Linked DNA regions of Homo sapiens: region 1 is linked to region 2. A link is a contact called in ENCODE POLR2A ChIA-PET data. All regions are on one chromosome and are shown on one strand. Each heading gives the region's core, a stretch centred on a gene start or an enhancer-like site at or near the end of the contact. The rest is flanking DNA. Distances are from core to core; before and after follow the strand shown. Region 1 has its middle 29 kb from the start of NFKBIA. Region 2 overlaps FAM177A1 (family with sequence similarity 177 member A1).

Evidence for each region. ChIA-PET counts read pairs that join two places held with the same protein, here RNA polymerase II (POLR2A).
Region 1: POLR2A ChIA-PET joins it to region 2 with 12 read pairs in BJ. The contact joins two enhancer-like sites. POLR2A ChIA-PET finds 5 or more read pairs at or near these places in 2 of 52 experiments (BJ and T-cell).

The regions. Positions count from the first base shown.
Region 1 is chr14:35,372,117-35,379,554 of GRCh38, reverse strand. No RefSeq gene overlaps it. Among named protein-coding and RNA genes, the nearest start is that of NFKBIA, 29 kb to the left of the region's middle. RefSeq lists an enhancer at 2,678-2,972. Within about 2 kb of position 5,059, at least 15 of the 41 ENCODE cell types and tissues checked have a DNase peak (open chromatin) inside an H3K27ac peak, as active enhancers do.
Region 2 is chr14:35,057,502-35,064,987 of GRCh38, reverse strand. All of the region lies in intron 2 of FAM177A1 (family with sequence similarity 177 member A1), which reads right to left. Among named protein-coding and RNA genes, the nearest start is that of FAM177A1, 15 kb to the right of the region's middle. Within about 2 kb of position 3,652, at least 7 of the 41 ENCODE cell types and tissues checked have a DNase peak (open chromatin) inside an H3K27ac peak, as active enhancers do.

The DNA of each region.
Region 1 (7,438 bases), core at 3,810-6,309, 310 kb before region 2:
TAAATAAATAAATAAATAAATAAACCTTTATAATCACAATATCTGACTTAATTGAAACATTTAGTCATGATAGTACATCTCAGACATCTCATGCTATTTTCCAAGCAGAGGATGTTTTGTTCCATATAGTTTACACTACTCCTGTGTTATTCCTGAGAGATTTTATTGTTTACACTTTAATGCAATGAGAGGCTAGAGGCCTCTGCTTACAGGTCAGTTTCCCTCACTGCCATAGGGAATAGTCTTTTCTTAGCTCAATGTGGCTCAGAGTGTTTTATAATCAAATCTATCAATCTTTTCAAATCTATCAATCTTTTCTTATATAATTAGAAAGTCCTCTTGTCTCTAGTGACTGCATTGCTTATTTTCCTTCATTTGTCTTTAGATTTTATAGTGGGTTTTTTTTTGTTTTTTTTTTTTAGACTCACTTTTTTGGGTCTCACTCAGTTGCCCAGGCTGTAGTGCAGTGGCACTATCTCAGCTTACGCAACCTCCACCTCCTAGGTTCAAGTGATTCTCGTGCCTCAGCCTTCTGAGTAGCTGGGATTACAGGCACCCGCCACCATGCCTGGCTAATTTTTGTATTTTTAGTAGAGATGAGGTTTTACCATGTTGGCCACACTGGTCTCAAACTCCTGACCTCAAGTGATCCGCCCGCCTTGACCTCCCAAACTGCTGGTATTACAGGCATGAGCCACTGCGCCCAGCCCAGATTTTATGGTTTTTGGTTTATTTTTTTTACACGTAAGTCCAATCCATCTGGAGTTTATTCTGTTGGGGTGGATCTAGGAACTGTTTGGAAATTTGCAACAAGAAATATATTTATAGTCCCTGGCCCATTTTAGAGGCCATATCTTCAAGGAAATAATCCAACATAAAAGACCTGCAAAGATTTTCATAGCAACACTATTTACAATAGCAACAGTTTGGAAAGCCCGTATACCCACCATTAGGGGGAGAGTTAAGCAAACACAGAGTAGGAGAAAGAAGGGTGTCTATGATGCTTTTTCTTTTTCTTTTCTTTCTTTTTCTTTTTTTTAAGAGACAGAGTCTTGCTCTGTTGCCCTGGCTGGAGTGCAGTGGTGTGATCATAGCTCACCGCAGCCTGGAACTCCTGGGTTCAAGTGATTCTTCCACCTCAGCCTCTTCAGTAGCTGGGACTACAGGTGCATGCCACCACGCTTGGCTACTTTTTTTTTTTTTTTTTTTTGAGACAGAGTTTCACTCTTGTTGCCCAGGCTGGAGGGCAATGGTGCTATTTCAGCTCACTGCAACCTCCATCACCTGGGTTTAAGTGATTCTCCTGCTTCGGCCTCCCGAGAAGCTGGGATTACAGGTGCCTGCCACCACACCTGGCCAATTTTTTGTATTTTTAGTAGAGATGGGATTTCATTATGTTGGCCAGGCTGGTCTTGAACTCCCGACCTCAGGTGATCCACTCACCTCGGCCCCCCAAAGTGCTGGGATTACAGGTGTGAGCCACCCCTCCCGACCAACTAAATGTTTTTAAATAGAGATAGGGTCTCCTGTATTGCCCAGGCTGGTTTCAAACTCCTGGCCTCAAGTGATTTTCCCATCTTGGTCTCCCGAAGTGCTGGGATCGCAGGTGGATTACAGACATGAATATAAAATGTACGTACTCTATGCTTACACTTATATAAAATCATACAGGACTATGACCACAGAATTGGGACAAAGACACAAGTGGCAGGCTTGTAAGAAATTACTGACTGCTGCTGCAGGGCAGGTGGGTGGCTCTCTCCTTTGAGGGTGTTCAGAGAGGGAATCTGAGCTGGACGAGGTGGCATGATCCTGTAGTCCCAGCTACTTGAGAGGCCGAGGTGGGAGAATCCTTTGAGCCCAGGAGTTCAAGACCAGCCTGGGCAACGTAGAGAGACTTCAACTCTTTAAAACAACAACAAACAAACAAAAACAAAGAGAATCTGGAGAAGTGAGAGGTGCCCCTGGGTGAATTATTTTCCCTTTATATTTATTTGTTTGTGTGTTTGAGACAGAGTCTCATTCTGTTGCCCAGGCTGGAGTGCAGTGGTGTGATCACGGCCCACCACAGCCTCGACCTCCTGGGCTCAAATGATCCACCTGACTCAGCTTCCTGAGTAGCTAGGACTATAGGCACACTATGCTTGGCTAATTTTTGCATTTTTTTAAAAAAAGAGACGGGGTTTCGCCATGTTGCCCAGGCTGATCTTGAACTCCTGGGCTCAAGCAGTCGTCCCACTTCAGCCTCCCAAAGTGCTGGGATTACAGGTGTGAGCCACGGCAACCAGTCCAATTTCCCCTTTTATTTAAATTCTATTAATATCAGCAAAAGATTTGTTGCATTAATTCAGTAGCCTCCTGACAATTACAACAGGTATGTTTCAAGACCTTTGCTACTTTCCAAATTTGCACATAAGGAAATGTTCCTGCAGCTCCTCACTCCCTAAATCATCATATCTTCATAGAGAGCCCCTCTGTATCTTGTCCTTATTCTTGCTTCTTTTCAGCCATCACTAGTTTTGCTTTGTTTTGTTTTGTTTTTGAGACAGAGTCTCACTCTGTCACCCCGGTTGGAGTGCAGTGGCACGATCTCGGCTCACTGCAACTTCCGCCTCCTGGGTTCCAGAGATTCTCCTGCCTCAGCCTCCCAAGTAGCTGGGATTACAGGCATGAACCACCAAGCCTGGCTAATTTTTTTGTATTTTTAGTAGAGACATGGTTTCACCAGGTTGGTCAGGCTGGCCTTGGCCATGTGACTGGCTTTGGCCAATGGGACTCTTCGGAGGCATGACACAAGATGAGCCTTGATAAGCGCTTGCACCTTATGTCTGTTCTCTCAGATCACTCCCTCCAAGCCTGGTTGCCATGCAGTAAGGAAGTCCTGGCTAGCCAGCACAGGAAGAAGGACAGAGCTCCCAGCTCAGTGCAGGCACATGAGCAATACTCGTGAAGCCAAAGAACCTCCCTGCCAACGCACAGGATCATGAGAAACAATCAAGGTTGTTTTAAGCCACTGAGTTTTTGGCTGGTTTATTACACAGCAATAGGTAACTGAAACACATGGGAATGTGGACGCAGTAGGATGCTAAGGCAGAAATTAAAATACAAAGGAAGATGTTCATCGTAATCGAGACTTTGTAAAATGCATGCCTATACCACAAACCAGGATTAGAAGCTACTTTAAAATTAAATAAAGTGCCTGCTGCTCATTGGGTTACTTTTTAAAGTATATATTTCTTTAAAAGTGCTGTAAGAAACTTCAAAAAGCCAGTCATAGCTCCTGCTATCAAGAACTTCCAGTCATTGGGAAAAGTAATGCCAGGGAGCTCTTAAGAACAGTGCTGGTGACTCCCAGCCCAGAGAGGGACTGCCTGGATAGGAGAGGTTCTGGGGCTAGCGGAAGGCCAGTGCAGCTTGCAGGAGAAGCAACCTATATGTTCTTTTTATTGAAAAGTGTCTCTCCATAAGGAAGGAGCTCCACCATCGAACAGAATGAATGTGTGTGTGTGTGTGTGTGTGTGTGTGTGCGCGCGCGTGTGACTCTATCCTCGGGAAAGCCCCCAGTCCTGAGCCTGGTGGTTGAGACAGGACTGGGCTCTGCCTCCAGGCTCACAGGGCCTTTTTGGGACCCAGTGACAAGTCTTGAACTCTCAGCTCTTCAAGTCAGCTTCAGACCAAACCATGCTGGGCTTGCCCTCAGCAAGTGGGTGACACGATATGACATGCAGTGCTGGATGTTCTGCAGTTAGTTGAGCTCTCGCTGGCTGAAATATACCATATGTGAGCTGTGCGTGAAATTAGGAAAATTACAGCATTGGTAAGGAAGGCATGACATCTGGGAAAGTACCTTTTTTTTTTTTTTTTTTTTGAGATGAAGTGTTGCTCTTTGTTCCCCAGGCTGGAGTGCAATGACATGATCTCCACTCAGTGCAACCTCTGCCTTCCAGGTTCAAGTGATTCTCCTGCCTCAGCCTCCTGAGTAGCTGGGATTACAGGCATGTGCTACCATGCCCAGCTAATTTTTGCATTTTTAATAGAGATGGGGTTTCACCATGTTGGCCAGACTGGTCTCGAATTCCTGACCTCACATGATCCACCTGCCTTGGCCTCTCAAAGTGCTGGGATTACAGGTGTGAGCCACCTCACCCGGCCTGGAAAGTACTTTAAAAAAAAAAAAAAAAACTTGGCCAGGTGTAGTGGCTCACACCTGTAATCCCAGCACATTGGGATGCCGAGGCGGGCAGATCACGAGGTCAAGAGTTCGAGACCAGCCTGGCCAACATGGTGAAACTCCAGCTCTACTAAAAATACAAAAATTAGCTGGGCATGGTGGCGTGCACCTGTAGTCCCAGCTACTTGGGAGGCTGAGGCAAGAGAATCGCTTGAACCCGGGAGGCAGAGGTTGCAGTGAGCCAGGATTGTGCCACTGCCCTCCAGCCTGGCGAGAGAGCAAGACTCCGCCTCAAAAACAAACAAACAAACAAACAAAAAAACCCTTAGGTAATTTGGCAAAACAAGCTACTATAAAGACATTCCATCCTTTCAATTTCTTGACTATAGTGTTCATATACATTTTATATACATTTATAAGCTCAAATGAATATTAATAATATCAATATTAAATTAATAATGAATATTAATAAAAAACTAGGATGCCATTGATCATGCTGTGTGCGAAAGTTTGGCTGGGATTTTATGACCTATTTAGAGGCAAATTTTCTGTTAGCACTATTGTGTCTGGTTCATGAGATGAACTAATAGTTATTTCCTGGTGTTTCAGGTAGCCCTGGCTACCTGGCCCCAGCTAGTCTGCCATCCTCTCGCAGAAGCACATCATGTAATTCAGCCATTCCAGACCCAATCACTTCTGAAAAAGTGGGAGCACTGTTTCTGCCAACCCAGAGTCTTTTGTAACTGAGCCCGGGTCTCCTGCAGAGAGAGTTACGCAGGGAGATCTTGGTTCGATCTGACTCTTTAAAGGGAAGAACACTGTGTTTGCGACACTTCTGGTCCTCCTTGTGAAATGAAGTGCTGAGTCACCTCTATGAGGAATTCCTGTAATGAGCTTCCTAGATTTCCCAAGCCTCCTTTTATATTCATTTTTCCTTGATTAAGAAATGAGTGCAGGCCGGGTGTGTTGGCTCATGCCTGTAATCCTAGCACTTCGGGAGGCCAAGGAGGGAGGATCACTTGAGCTCAAGTGTTCGAAACCAGCCTGGGTCACATGGTGAAACCCCATCTCTACAAAAAATACAAAAGAATTAAAAGAATTAGCTGGGTGTGGTGGTACATGACTGTAGTCCCAGCTACTTGGGAGGCTGATGCAGGAGAATTGCTTGAACCTGGGAGATAGAGGCTGCAGTGAGCTGAGATTGTGCCACCGCACTCCAGCCTGGGTGACAGAGCGAGACCCTGTCTCAAAAAAAAAAAAAAAATGGTAGCCTAGTCAATATCACAGAAGGTAGGGAGACATAGGTGTTAACAGCTGGGACTCCTTCAGGTGCAGCACAGGGGGCTTTGAAACAGAACCTGTCTCTTTCTCTCTCTCTCTCTTTTTTTTTTTTTTTCTTGAGACGGAGTTTCACTCTTGTTGCCCAGGCTGGAGTGCAGTGGCACGATCTCAGCTCACTGCAACCTACACCTCCCAGGTTCAAGCAATTCTCCTGCCTCAGCCTCCTGAGTAGCTGGGATCACAGGCACGTGCCATCACGCCCGGCTAATTTTTGTATTTTTAGTAGAAATGGGGTTTCACCGTATTGGCCAGGCTGGTCTCGAACTCCTGGTCTCAGGTGATCCACCTGCCTCAGCTTCCCAAAGTGCTGGGATTATAGGCGTGAGCCACCGCGCCTGTCCTCTATCTCTTTCTTTTTTCTTTTTTTTTTTTTGAGACAGAGTCTCACTCTGTCACCCAGGCTGGAGTGCAATGGCACAATCTCTGCTCACTGCAACCTCCGCCTTCCGGGTTCAAGCGATTCTCCTGCCTCAGCCTCCTGAGTAGCTGGGATTACAGGCGCACACCACCACGCCTGGCTAATTTTTGTAATTTTGGTAGAGCCGGAGTTTCACCATGTTGGTCAGGCTGGTCTCGAACTCCTGACCTCGTGATCCACCCACCTCGTGATCTGCCTGCCTCAGCCTCCCAAAGTGCTAGGATTACAGACATGAGTCACCGCGCCTGGCCTCTCTCCCTCCCTCCCTTTTCTTTTCTTTTCTTTTCTTTTCTTTCTCTTTCTTTCTTTCTTTCTCTTTCTTTCTTTCTTCCTTCCTTCCTTTCTTTCTTTTTCTTTCTCTTTCTCTCTTTCTCTTTCTTTTTTCTTCTTTTTCTTTTTTTTTTTTTTTAGATATGAGGTCTACACTATGTTGCCCAGGCTGGTCTTGAACTCTTGGGCTCAAGCAATCCTCCTGCCTGTGCCTCCCAAAATTCTGGGATTACAGGCATGAGCCACCACACCTGGTCCAGAACCTGCCCTTTCTATTTGCTAAAGGCTCCATTCATAGACGCAGGAAAGACTGCTGGCCAGGACCCTTCCCTGGGAAAAGAGGGGCCAGCTGCATACACAGTGTTGACTTTCTGCCCAAATGGTCTGCTTCAAAAGTCCACTTTGTCTCAATGGGAACTTTTAGTTCTGACTGCTCAGTGCCCCAGGCCTCTGATATCCTGATGAGGGGAAGGCACTAGTTACTACTGTTTCTGGCTTGCTAGTCCTGCACCTTGGCTTGCCTTCCAGCCTCATTGTTTTTGTTTTGTTTGAGACAGGGTCACACGCCATCTCCCAGGCTGGAGTGCAGTGGTGCAATCATGTCTCACTGTGGCAGCCTCAACCTTGCAGGCTCAAGCAATTATCCTATCTCAGCCTCCTGAGTAGCTGGGACTACAGGTGCATGCCACCACACCTGGCATTGTAGACACAGGGTCCCACTATGTTGCCCAGGCTGGTCTAGAACTCCTTGGCTCAAGCAATCCTCCTGCCTTTGCCTCCCAAAGTGCTGGGATTACAGGTGTGAGCCACCGTGTCCTGGCCCAGCCTCATTGTTGTGCAGTCTGAACAACCAAGCTCCTGGTGAGAATTCCATGACCCACCCTCCAGCAGGCAGCAACAGGGGTGGGCCCAGGGTCCAGCTGGACGCATTCCTTATGGTCTCCTCTTGCCCACTGGCAGCCAAGGATCTGGTCTGAGCAAGGCCTTCTAACAGTTCACTGTTGGAGTCCTCACTGTGAATAACCAAGAAAAACTTCCTTGCTCTTGGGGCCCGGTTTGCCTGGGCAGGCTTTGTGAGTCCCTGCTCAGAGGACCTCCTGATACTCCATCAAGGGAGGGAGGCCACCATGGAGTCACTTCTGGGAAGGCAATAGAACGCAGTGGTTCATGGTGGCCTCCTGGCCTCACTGCCTGCCAACTGTGGGACCTTGAGCACATCTCCTAACCTTTCTGTGCCT
Region 2 (7,486 bases), core at 2,403-4,902:
AAAAAATATCAGAGAAATAGGCCCGGCTCGGTGGCTCACGCCTGTAATCTGGGATTACACTTTGGGATTGCACTTTGGGAGGCTGAAGCGGGCGGATCACGAGGTCAGCAGATCGAGACCATCCTGGCTAACACGGTGAAACCCTGTCTCTACTAAAAATACAAAAAAATTAGCTGGTCATGGTGGCGGGTGCCTGCATTCCCAGCTACTCGGGAGGCTGAGGCAAGGAGAATGGTGTGAACCTGGGAGGCGGAGCTTGCAGTGAGTCAAGATGGCGCCACTGCACTCCAGCCTGGACAACAGAGCAAGATTCCATCTCAAAAAAAAAATCAGAGAAATAAATTGTATCTCTTTTTGCTAAAGACTTAAGTAATTATTATTCTATCTCGGTTAATTTAGTCAACATGTATAGTCACATTTCCTAAGTATAAATTCTTCATTAACTTTATTAGGTTTTTCTGTGAAAATTTTACTTAGAATTCAAGTAAAATGTCCTCTCTCAGCTTCAGGCTGAGTTATAACATAAAGCTACCAACTGACAGTACAGTAACAGCTCATATTGCCTAAAAAAATCATTGTACTTTTTTGTTTGTTTGTTTTCGAGACAAAGTCATGTTCTGTTGCCCAGGCTGGAGTGCAGTCGCTCGATCTCGGCTCACTGCAACCTCCATCTCCCAGGTTCAAGGGATTCTCCTGCCTCAGCCTCCCGAGTAGCTGGTATTACAGGTGCATGCTACCACGCCCAGCTAATTTTTGTATTTTTAGTAGAGACGAGGTTTCCCCATGATGGCCAGGCTGGTCTCAAACTCCTGACCTCAGTGATCTGCCCACCTTGGCCTCCCAAAGTGCTGGGATTACAGGTGTGAGCCACTGCACCTGGCCCATTGCACTCTTAAAGGCATGAAGTACCAAAAGGGATTTTTTTTTTTTTTTTTTTTTTGAGACAGAGTCTCGCTCTGTGGTTAAGGCTGGAGCACAGTAGGGTGGTCTCTGCTCACTGCAATCTCTGCCTCCTGGATTCAAGCGATTCTCCTGCCTCAGCCTCCCGAGTAGCTGGGATTACAGGCTTGTGCCACCAAGCCCAGCTAATTTTTGTATTTTTAGTAGAGATGGAGTTTCAGGGTTTTACCATGTTGGCCAGGCTGGTCTCAAACTCCTGGCCTCAAGTGATCTGCCCACCTCAGCCTCCCAAAGTGCTGGGATTACAGGCAAGAGCCATGTAATGTGGCCCAAAAGAAAAAATATAATTTTAAAGCTTTAAACTTGATATTTCAAAATTGGAATCATAAAGCAAATCAATTTTATAAACTCTAAAATGATACTAAATCTGGGTGCAGGACTAGATTTGTTATTTCAAAAAGAAAATGACACTAAATAGGAACTATGGAGAAAATTTATTTATTTATTTTGAGATGGCGTTTCACTCTTGTTGCCCAGGCTGGAGTGCAATGGCGGGATCTTGACTCACTGCAACCTCCACCTCCCAGGTTCAAGCGATTCTCCTGCCTCAGCCTCCCAAGCGGCTGGGATTACAGGCACCCGCCCCCATGCCTGGCTAATTTTTTGTATTTTTTTTTTAGTAGAGACGGGGTTTCACCATGTTGGCCAGGCAGGTCTCAAACTCCTGACCTCAGGGATCCACCCACCTTGGCTTCCCAAAGTGCTGGGATTACAGGCAAGAGCCACCATGCCTGGCCCCAAAGGGAAAATATAATTTTAAAGCTTTAAAATTGATATTTAAAAATTGGAGTCATAAATCAATTTTATAAACTCTAAAATGATACTAAAATCTGAATATAGAACTAGATCTTTTTTTTTTTTTTTTTTTGAGATGGAGTCTCACTCTGTTGCCAGGCTGGAGTGCAGTGGCGCGATCTTGGCTCACTGCAATCTCCGACTCCCGGGTTCAAGCCATTCTCCTGCCATTCATCCGCCTACCTCAGCCTCCCAAAGTGCTGGGATTACAGGCGTGGTCCACCGCACCCGACCTTTTTTTTTTTTTAAATGATACTAAATAGGAACTATAGAGAAAATTTAAAAAATAAGTTATGGGGTTTCAATCTCAAATCGAGTTCTAAAATTACCTTAAGTAAAAAAAAAAAAAAAACCGCAAATAAAATTTCTTGTGCTACTTGCTATATTTGCTTTATTAATTAATACTACCATATATTTTTCTTTTCTTTTTTTTTTTTTTGAGACAGGGTCTCACTTTGTTGCCCGGGCTGGAGTACAGTGGCATGATCATGGCTCACTGCAGCCTTGAATTCCTGGGCTCAAGCAATCCTCTTGCCTCAGCCCTCCAAAGCAAAGATTATAGGCATGAGGCACTGTGCTCAGCCAAGTCACTTTTCAGTGAGTTTTCATAGATATTATCTCATTTAATCTTTAAAAACAACTACAGGTAGGTGAGGCAAGTTATCTCTCTTCTTTGTAATCATGGAACTTTAACTACAATGAAAGTTAAGTCTTTGTCAAAGCAAGGTGACTACTACAGGACAGAGCCAGAACTAAAAACCAAGTTTCTGACATCTCATGGTACCTCTCAGTGAAGAAAATATAAAAAGATTTCTTATCACCCAGGGATCTGTTGGATTGGGCTTCACAACTCAGGGAAATTCCAACATGAATATGCTATATACATGGTCATTAAAGACCTTAATAGTGGATATAGACCTCTATCATAACAGCATGAGGAACTCTGGGCCCACTTCCCAGTAAAACTGATGAAATTTATTAAAGAATAAACATTTAAAGCACCTGGAAATGGTCTTAATGGCATATAAATGAATAAACATCTATTCAAGAAAATCTATGAAAATTTGGTAACAAAAGCAAACGTCTGTGGTAACTGAACTAAGACCACTCCCTCTCAGCACCCTCCCAGCAAAGGAAGGCAGAAACTGCACTTCAGACTGGTACAGCCAAGAATACAGGGTTCCCCCTCCCCTCAGCTTCCAGTTGGGTTTTCTTCTCAGGAGGAACAGAATATTAACCAGCACTTCTCATCTATTACTGAGGCCAATTTCCAGGTAAGTGTGGTTGACAGGGGGTGACTCTCTTCTTCCACCAGCCTCTGCTCACAGAATGGAGGCTCTACCTTGAGCATGGCACCACTGAGAACACCAGGGCCCTGATCGCCTTTACCCAGTTCATAAGGCAGCAGAGGCAAGTTCTACGCCAGCAGAGGCAAGTCAAAAATACTTACAGCTTTTTTTTTTAATATTATTATACTTTAAGTTTTAGGGTACATGTGCACAATGTGCCAGTTAGTTACATATGTATACATGTGCCATGCTGGTGTGCTGCACCCATTAACTTGTCATTTAGCATTAGGTATATCTCCTAATGCTGTCCCTCCCCCCTCCCCCCACCCCACAACAGTCCCCAGAGTGTGATGTTCCCCTTCCTGTGTCCATGTGTTCTCATTGTTCAATTCCCATCTATGAGTGAGATAAAAAAAAAAAAAAAGAAATGAGAAAAAAACAAATAGACATTTGTAAAACAAAGACTAAAAAAAAAAAAAAATACTTAAAGCTACTGACCCCACCTCCCATAAATGCTCAGCTCCTAAAGTGAAGGTGTTATTCAGACAGAAATGAGCCATTGTCCCCACCCCCAGCTCCAAAACCTTGGCTCAGAGATTGCCCTGAGTGAGAGGCAGAAGGGCGGGGCTGGGGTAGGGGAGCCAGCCAGGACAGGAAACAAAGCAGACAACTCCTAATCTCTTCCCAAAGGAACTGACTTCATTTGCAACACACCTAGAAAAGTCCAAGGCTAAGGGTGTTCTCAAAAACACTGGAGATTGTAGCAAAATGTACAGTGGTCCCCCTTTATCTGCAGGGGCTGTGTTCCAAGACCTCCCATGGGTGACTGAAACTGCGGATAATACTGAACCCTATACTGTTTTTTCCTATATACACATGCCTATGATAAATTTTAATTTATAGATTAGTCACAATAAGAGATTAACAATAGCTAATAATAGAACAATTATCACAATACACTGTAATAATAGTTATATGAATGTGGTCTCCCAAAATATCATGTTGTACTGTATGCACCCTTCTTCTGATGAAGGAGGTACCAAGTGTGACAGTATGAGATTTTATGATGCTACTCAGAACGGTGATCAACTTAAAATTTATCAATTGTTTATTTCTGGAATTTTCCATTTAATATTTTCAGAGCACAACTGACCATGGGTAACCACAAAAAGCAAAACTACAAATAAAGGGGGGACTACTGTAACTGGGAGAAGATTCTTAGATTTAATAAAAATACAGGCTAAACTATAGGCTAGCTAATTTGCAGGAAAGAATAGGAGTGGAGAATAGACTTCACTAAAAGAACACAGCAGTCACTAAACAAATAAACAGGCAAATAACAATGACAAGATATGGGGGCACAGTACCCAGAGTTGCTATAATATATAATCTAAAATATCTAGTTTCCAACAAAAAATTATGAGACATGCAAAGAAACAGAAAAGTATGACCCATACATAGGGAAAAAAATCAGGCAACAAAAAATACCTGTGAGACTGACAAGATGCTGGATTTAACAGAAAAAAAAATTCAAATAGCTTTTATAAATATGTTTGAAGACCTAAGAAAATAATAAATTAAAAATAAAGGAAGGTATAACAGTATCACATCAAGCAGAGAGTATCAAAAAAGAGACAGAAATTATTAAAAACAAAACAAAACAAAAACTGGCCAGGCGCAGTGGCTCATGCCTGTAATCCCAGCACTTTAGGAGGCCAAGGCAGGTGGATCAAATGAGGTCAGGAGTTCCAGACCAGCCTGGCCAACATGGTGAAACCCAGTCTCTACCAAAAATACAGTAATTAGCCCGGGCATGGTGGTGCATGCCAGTAAGCCCAGTTACTCCAGAGGCTGAGGCAGGAGAATCACCTGAATCCAGGAAGCAGAGGTTGCAGTGAGCCGAGATCACGCCACTGCACTCCCGCCTGGGCGACAAGAGTGAAACTCCATCTTAAAAAACAAAACAAAACAAAAAAAACAGCCAGGCGCAGTGGCTCACGCCTGTAATCCCAGCACTTTGGGAAGCCAAGGAAGGTGGATCATTTGAGGTTAGGAGTTCAAGACCAGCTTGGTTGTCTCTACTAAAAACACAAAATTGGTGGAGTGTGGTGGCTCACGCCTGTAATCCCAGCACTTTGGGAGACTGAGGCAGGTGGATCACAAGGTCAAGAGTTCGAGACCAACCTGACCAACATGGTGAAACCCCGTCTCTACTAAAATACAAAAATTAAAAAATACAAAAATTAGCAGGACGTGGTGGCGTGCATCTGTAATCCCAGCTACTCGGGAGGCTGAGGCAGGAGAATCACCCAACCTGGGAGGCAGAGGTTGCAGTGAGCCGAGATTGCGCCACTGCACTCCAGCCTGGCGATGAGTGAGACTCTGTCTCAAAAAAAAAAAAAAAAAAAGAAATGTAAATGCTTCTGTAGAAAATATTCACTTAATCCAAAAGATAACAGTAGAAAAGAAAGGAGCAAAAAGACATGAGACATAGAAAATAAAAGGTAAAATGGCAGATGTAAATCCAACTAAATCAACATAAAATATGAATGGATTAACAACTGAATCAAAGGGCAGAGATTGTTAGATTGGATTAAAAAAAACAAGATCCAACTATATGCTGTCTACAAGAGATACTTTAGATTAAAAAATACAAACAGATTCACAGTAAAAGGGATGGAAGAAGATATACAAAACAAACTATAAAAAAGCTCACACTGGCCAGGCGTGGTGGCTCACACCTATAATCCCAGCATTTTGGGAGGCCGAGGCAGGTGGATCACAAGGTCAGGAGATTGAGATCATTCTGGCTAACATGGTGAATACTAAAAATACAAAAAATTAGCTGGGTGTGGTGGCACGCACCTGTAATCCCAGCTACTCGGGAGGCTGAGGCAGGAGAATGGCGTGAACCCGGGAGGCGGAGCTTGCAGTGAGCCGAGATCATGCCACTGCAGTCCAGCCTGGGCGACAGAGTGACTCCGTCCCAAAAAAAAAGAAAACAAAAAAAAGCTCACATGGCAATATCAGTAGCAGACAAAACAGACTTTTTTTTTCCTTTTTTTTCTGAGGCAAGGTCTTACTCTGTCACCTAGACTGGAATGTAGTGGTGAGATCCCAGTTCACTGCAGCCTCAAACTTCTGGGCTCCAGCGATCCTCCCAACTCACCTCTCCAAGTAGCTGAGCCCACAGGTGTGTGCCACCACGCATGGCTAATGTTTTTTATCTTTTGTAGAGACAAGGTCTCATTACATTTCCCAGGCTGGTCTCAAACTCCTGGGCTCAAGAAATCCTTCTGCCTCAGCCTCCCAAAGTGCTGGGATTACAGGCATGAGCCACCATGCCAGACCTAAAATAGACTTGAAAACAAAAAACGTAACTAGAGGTAAAGAAGGACATTTTATAATGATAAAAGGGTCAATCTATCAGGAAGATATGAAATTATAAATACATATGCAGTTAATTTAATAACAGAGCACCAAAGTACATTAAACAAATCTGACAGAAAGAGAGGGAGAAATAGACAATTCAACAATAATAGTTGAAGACTGCAATATCTCATTTTTAATAATAAATAGGGGCTGGACACGGTGGCTCACACCTGTAATACCAGCTCTTTGGGAGGCCAAGGTGGGCGGATCATGAGGTCAAGAGATCGAGACCATCCTGGCCAACATGGTGAAACCCCGTCTCTACTAAAAATACAAAACTTAGCCAGGTGCAAGCCTGTAATCTCAGCTACATGGGAGGCTGAAGCATGAGAATCACTTGAACCTGGGAGGCAGAGGTTGCAGTGAGCTGAAATCGTGTCACTGCACTCCAGCCTAGGCAACAAGAGTGAAACTCTGTCTCGAAAAATAATAATAATGATAATAATAATAATAATAAAAAGTAGGACAACAGGGCAGATGATCAGCAAGGAAACAGAAAGCTTGAACAATACTATAAAATCAATTAGACCTCACAGACACCTATAGAACACTTTCAACAACAGAATATACATTCTTCTCAAGTACATATGGAACGTTCTAAGACAGACCACCTGCTAGGCAGGCTATAAAACAAACGTCAATACATTTAAAGGGTCAAATAATATAAAGTATGTTCTCTGATCAGAATGGCATGAAATCAGAAATCAATAAAAGAAAAAATAGACAAACAAATACATGGGAAGTAAAAAATGTACTTCTAAATAACCAATGGGTCAAGGAAGAAAACCAAAAGGAAAAAAAAGAAAATACTTTAAATAAAAATGAAGGTATAGGCTGGGCGCAGTGGCTCACACCTATAATCCCAGCACTTTGGGAGGCCGAGGCGGGCAGATCACCTAGGTCAGGAGTTTGAGACCAGCCTGGCCAACATGGTGAAACCCTGCCTCTACTAAAAATACAAAAAATTAATTTGGCATGGTGGCGTGCACCTGTAATCCCAACTACTCGGG